Linked DNA regions of Homo sapiens: region 1 is linked to region 2. Evidence: chromatin loops called from intact Hi-C (ENCODE). Cell type or tissue: dorsolateral prefrontal cortex. All regions are shown on one strand. Links, peaks and the distances in the headings refer to the core of each region. The heading gives the core; the rest is flanking DNA. Region 1 holds the start of LINC02821 (long intergenic non-protein coding RNA 2821). Region 2 overlaps MYRFL (myelin regulatory factor like).

What was found. A loop is a pair of places that touch in the nucleus more often than their neighbours do. Peaks named below come from ENCODE experiments on the same cell type or tissue, not always from the same donor. Only the 100,000 strongest peaks of a DNase experiment are listed, where the experiment ranks them.
Region 1: a loop joins it to region 2, with 2.6 times the contacts of the local background. A loop is called at or near these places in 2 of 110 quality-filtered maps.

Annotation. Positions count from the first base shown.
Region 1 is chr12:70,178,721-70,181,645 of GRCh38, reverse strand. It overlaps LINC02821 (long intergenic non-protein coding RNA 2821), which reads right to left and starts at 1,319. Exons shown (of 3, transcript XR_945070.3): 1 at 1,108-1,319; 2 at 696-755. In dorsolateral prefrontal cortex, for the core only: no CTCF peak of the experiment used is centred there; a DNase peak (open chromatin) is centred at 1,355; H3K4me3 peaks cover 1,596 bases; H3K27ac peaks cover 2,259 bases.
Region 2 is chr12:69,899,446-69,902,370 of GRCh38, reverse strand. All of the region lies in intron 10 of MYRFL (myelin regulatory factor like), which reads right to left. Among named protein-coding and RNA genes, the nearest start is that of MYRFL, 76 kb to the right of the region's middle. In dorsolateral prefrontal cortex, for the core only: CTCF peaks have their summits at 1,367 and 1,566 (motif pointing left); a DNase peak (open chromatin) is centred at 1,540; H3K27ac peaks cover 368 bases.

The DNA of each region.
Region 1 (2,925 bases), core at 238-2,737, 280 kb before region 2:
GATCCCATCTCTTTTTTTTTTCTTTTTTTTTTTTGAGATGGAGTCTCACTCTGTTGCCCAGGCTGGAATGCAGTGGTGCGATCTCAGCTCACTGCAACCTCTGCCTCCCAGGTTCAAGTGATTCTCCTGCCTCAGCCTCCCAAGTACCTAGGATTACAGACATGCACCACCACACCCGTTACAGAAATGCACACCTAATTTTTGTATTTTTAGTAGAGACAGGGTTTCCCCATGTTGGTCAGGCTAGTCTCAAACTCCCAACCTCAGATGAGCCACCACCTGGGCCTCCCAAAGTGCTGGGATTACAGGTGAGAGCCACCACACCCAGCCTGATCCCATCTTGACCTCCTCTGCTACCATCCTGCCCAAGCCACCATCATCTCTCTTAAACACTGAAATAGCCTGCTTAACTCTTCCACCCATTCCCCCTTTCAGCTAAAAATATAGCACAGATCATGTCTCATATATTTATTAGTTAAGTGCAAGTAACAAAAGGAACCATATGCCATTTGGGAAATGTTTGTTTCTTTTTCTAAGTGTGTATGTAGGGTAAGGGTTTCGGGCGAAAGTTGGTGGTGGTGGTGAACAGATTACGGGTATGGGAATTCTATATACATTCTCACTGATTGGCCTGTAGCAGATCAATGTTATGGAAAACAGAAAAAAATTTTAACATTTCCACAATAAGTACTTACTATGCATTGTGAGGTTAAAGAAGTAGAAGAAGATTCTTGCTTGTGAAAATTTACAAATTTCTGTAGGAGATAAAACATGTACATATTCCACACCGAAAGAACAAAACAATATTTGATTATATGTAGAAACTAGTATTATAGACTCCTTAGAAATTCAGAGAGAGAATGCAACATTTTGGCTGACTAATAATATATTAAAAGCAGGATTTGAGTTTGAATTTAAAATATGGGTGATATTAATATTTTACTTCCAGTGACTGCAAGGAGAATTTTGGACTGAGATAATGATGATGACATTAAAGGTATGCAACAGGAAGTTTTATTAGGGTTCTCCAGGTAAATGAAAAACAATAAGAAATGTAAATATTAATAGATTAGATAGAGAAGAGAGTTATTATAGGAATTGGCTCACATTACTTTGGAGACTGAGAAATTCCATGATACGCCATCTACAAGCTGGAAAGCCAGGGAAGCTGGTAGCATCGTTCAGTCCAAGTCCAAAGTCCTGAGAACTTCAGGCAGTAAGGGGATGCTGGATTAAGTCCCAGTGTTCAAAGATCAGAGAACCTGGAGTTTTGATGTGCCAGGGCAGGAGAAGATGAGTGTCTCAGCTCCAGAAGAGCGAGCAGATTCAGCTTTCTCTTGCCCTTTTGTTCTATCCAGGCCCTCAGCCAATTGGATGTTGCTTATCCATGGGGGAGGGTGGATCTTCCTTACTGAGTCCACTAATTCAAATGCCAATCTCTTCCAGAAACAGCTGCACAGACATACTTAGGAATAATGCTTTACCAGTTATTACCAGCTGGGTATCCCTTAACTCAGTCAAGCTGGCATCGAAAATTAACCATCACAGAAATCTACACCCAATTTAAAGAGAATGTGGACCAGGACAATTTGATATGTAAGATTTGTGCCAAGGAGTAGCTGAAAATAAGATGAAATGGATAGATAGGTTTTTATTCATGTTCAATATCTAGTAGATCAGTTCCGCTTATCTTATTGATTTAATTAACCTTTGATATATCATGGGCAATTATAATAGTTCTCAGCTAACCCAAGAAAATAGATTTATTATTACCTCCTTCTTATAGATGAGGAAACTTGAGGCCCAAGGACGTTAAATAACTTGCCTAAGGTCAAAAGACTAAGGATGTGGTGTAGTTAATATCTGAACCTATGCAATCTCATTTCTGAGCCTATGCTCTTAAACACTGCCTTTACTGGCTTTCCTTGTCTATCATATATGTTACAAATATCTTTTCAATTTCTCATTCATAATTTTAATTTTGTATATGGTCTTTCTTACTGGATGATATTTAAAATTTTATGTGAGGCCAGGTGCAGTGGCTCATGCCTATAATGCCAGAACTTTGAGAGACCGAGGCAGGAGGATCACTTAAGCCCAGGAGTTCAAAGTTGCAGTGATTCATTGGGGCCTGTCAGGAGGGGCGGGGTAGGGGGAGGGAGAGCATCAGGAAAAATAGCTAATGCGTGCTGGGCTTAATACCTAGGCAGTGGGTTGATAGGTACAGAAAACCACAATGGCACACATTTACCTACGTAACAAACCGGCACATCCTGCACATGTATCCTGGAACTTAAAATAAAATAACAGACAAACAAAAGTTGCAGTGACATGATTGTGCCACTGCACTCAAGCCTAGGCAGCAGAGCAAGACTCTGTCTCTAAAATAAATTAAAATTTAAAAAATCACAAAATTTTATGTAATCAAAGTTTCAATATTTTTCTTAATTTTATTTAGTTTTGTTTCATAAGAAAGGCTTAGTATAAAGAATAATAAAACATTTCCTATTATATTTTCTTTTGAATTTTTAACTTTTATTTTTAACTTTATGATAATTAATCATGAATCTTTTATTGTATTTGTCTATGGCCTGAAGTAGAGATCTAATTTTACTTTTCTTCCAAATGGCTAGCCAATTATCCTCAAAATATGTCCTTTTTTAAATGACTTGACATGCCACCTTGATACAGTAGATGTTTAGAAATTTGCCAGTTGCTGGACATTCTACCAATAAGTGTTTCATTCTGGTTAAGAAGAATTCTTTTAAAAGTGTAACCCTGGAAGGAATATTAGTTAGAAACACTGTAATGTAAATTAGTTAGATAATACTGGGTATCTATTGATACCCAGCTGAGATAAATGTAGCTAAAAATAGTAATTTTGGCTCTGGAGGTCAAATCTTCCTGGGGACAAGGAAGTTAAAA
Region 2 (2,925 bases), core at 133-2,632:
ATGCATTTGTTACAATTTTAAAAATAATTAAAAGAAACCACAAAGTTTATTTCTTAGTTTGGGTTTAAAGAACTTTTTGATGTCTTCAATTTCCTAATTCAATCCCAAGTGTCTGAACCCTGAGCTGCTTGGAAGACTCAACCATTGATACTTGATAAACAGAAGCAGTGAAAGAGGCCAGGTGTGTGGTGGCTCACACCTGTAATCCCAGCACTTTGGGAGGCTGAGGTGTGTGGATCACCTGAGGTCAGGAGTTCAAGACCAGCCTGGCCAACATGGTGAAGCCCCATCTCTACTAAAAATACAAAAATTAGCCATGTGTGGTGGCATGTTCCTATAGCCCCAGCTACTCAGGAGGCTGAGTCAGGAGGATCACTTTAACTCAGGAGGCAGGGGTTGCAGTGAGCTGAGATCATGCCACTGCACTCCAGCCTAGGGGACAGAGCAATACTCTGTCTCAAGAAAATTTAAAAAAAACAAAAAAAAACAGCAGTGAAAGAATGTAATGGGGTGGGAGGGTAGTGGGGAGTGGGGGAAGAGTATAAAGTAAAAACTTTGAACATTATTTTGTGTAAATTTACTTGAACAAAGAGCTTTTCTGCAAGTTCCCTAGAGCCCCTTGGTTGTGAATGGCAAATTGGCTTTGACTCAAATCCTTTTATAGCAACCAATCAACTAAATCCAAAGGTATGCCATATAAGATGGTGATGTATTTTTCTCTATTTTGAACATAATGAGCCACTTCAAGGAAACAAAATAAGACAGTGATGAATTTTTTCATAATGAGCTTTGGGATAGTTATTATCATGTTGGTAACTTGATACTGGAACAGCAGATATAAGTGGATTTAATTTTTTGGAACAATTGCAATACTCTCACTTAGCTCTCATCAGATGAAAACTCAAATCCCTAAAATATGTTCACATTATTTTGGAAAGGGCCACAGATTCACAACATTCTAAATATATAGCCCTAGGGAGAATTCCTCATCAGTAACAGGAAATGTTCTCATAAGATCTGTGAACTTATTTCCTTTCTCTGGAATCCACAACCTTCATGTGTGAAAGCAAGCCACAATATACTACCTCTTTCTGGAATTATGAGTTTGTATTCACATGTGACCCAATAGTGGCTGATGGATATCAAACACCAAAACAAATTAATTAAAATGTCTAAAATATTTTTATTGTTTGTGTCATATCCTCTTATTTAGGGAAGAGACCCGAGCATTCTAGTCTATGTTATAACACAAACTAGCTGTGTGACCTTGGGGCAGCCACTTAATCTTTCTCTGTACTGTGTCCTCCTCTGATGAATAAAGAATCATGTCTCCTTTACCCACCTCATAGGGTTATTGTGGGATTAAGTGAAATCATGTGTGCATGAACAGTTTGCAAAAATGAGGATGAAAAGTCTCAAAGTTATTCTCGACACACTCTCCTGGGCACAGCAGCAGCTATTTAACCTATAATTGCTTCATCTGCTCTCCTCAGCAACGCACCTGCAGAGTTGCACAATTCCAGGGGGACGCCTTTCATAAAAAATACAATGTAAATGGCGCCCCCTGCAGGTTATTGGAATAGAAAACAGCATCAGCAGCAATTTGAAGGCTATGCTGAGTTAGAAGTGAAAAGCTGGAATTTGTTTTACCATCGTTTGGGATTCGAAAGCAGCAGCCAATGAACTAATAGAAGAGCTTGACCTGAGGAAGGCAGCTCTTAGGAAGTCCATTTTTGCACCTTTTGAGAGGGTTACAGAAAAAGGACCTAGAAATACTCTCTGCTGGTGCTACTCAAAGCATGGTCTGCAGGCTAGCAATATCAGCATCTCCTGGAAGCCTGTTAGAAATGCATATTCTCAGGCATCCCTGACCTACTGAATCAAAAACACAGGTATCTGTGTTCTTACAAGCTCTCTGGGGATTCTTATTCATAATACAAGCTTGAGAACTACTTCTTTATGCCATGTACTCCTGGTCGTAAGTTGCCCTTCTGTAGTTGACAGAAAGATCTGTTGAGTCCAAAACAGGCATTACTCCATAAACTGTTTTCTTTGAGTAAACAAACATTCATCTGAACTCCAAAAGAGGAATGCGTGTGTCTGTGTTTGTGTGTGTTTGCATGTGTACACATATGCATTATTATATCATCTTCCCTAACCCTAGGTTTGGTTTCCCATGTCACGCACTGTGATTTGCAGAGCAGTAGAGGAAGAATTCTTGGGGACATGACCATTTCTATTCTTCTGGAAAAGAAACTGGAATAATCTATTGGTTTTCAAAATGAGGAAACCCTAGAGTGTCTTTGAAAGGCAGACAAAAGTAATCATCCCTCCTGCTTGCAACACTGCACTCCAAACCAGGTTTAATTAAGTATTTTAGAAGGAAAGTGGGGCTGAGATAGAACAGCCCAGTCATTAACAAGGGGAAACTGAAGGAACTCCACTGGGAAATGCTCCCAGAAACAAAGACTCTGCAAATAAATCTGTTCTTTGGAGTAAGCCTTAATTTTCATTAAATTGGTCAATTTATACTACAGGACCATAATATACTTCTAAAGCTGTTTTGATTGACAACCCAGATGAATAATTACTGGGTCCTGCCCACCATTCTCTCTCCAAGCAGAATTCTGACAAGCTTGGTCAGAATTCTGGACCCTTCCTGGAGACCTGGAACTCATCTAGGTCTAACCCTCATACAATCACCCTTACCAAATAGTAAAATGCCAATCTCTGCCATTAGGACAAGTGGTTCTTAGGCCACAGAACAAGTCTGGATTTGCTTAAATGCAGTTTTCATTTCTCCATTTAATGTAGTCAGGGCTTGTAGTGTCTTTGTCAAATTTTTCTTCCCATTCTTCATTCCGGAGCTTAAACTAACAGAACCAGGCCATGGCCTAAGAGGCCACATCTGGCTCTTTTGTAGAA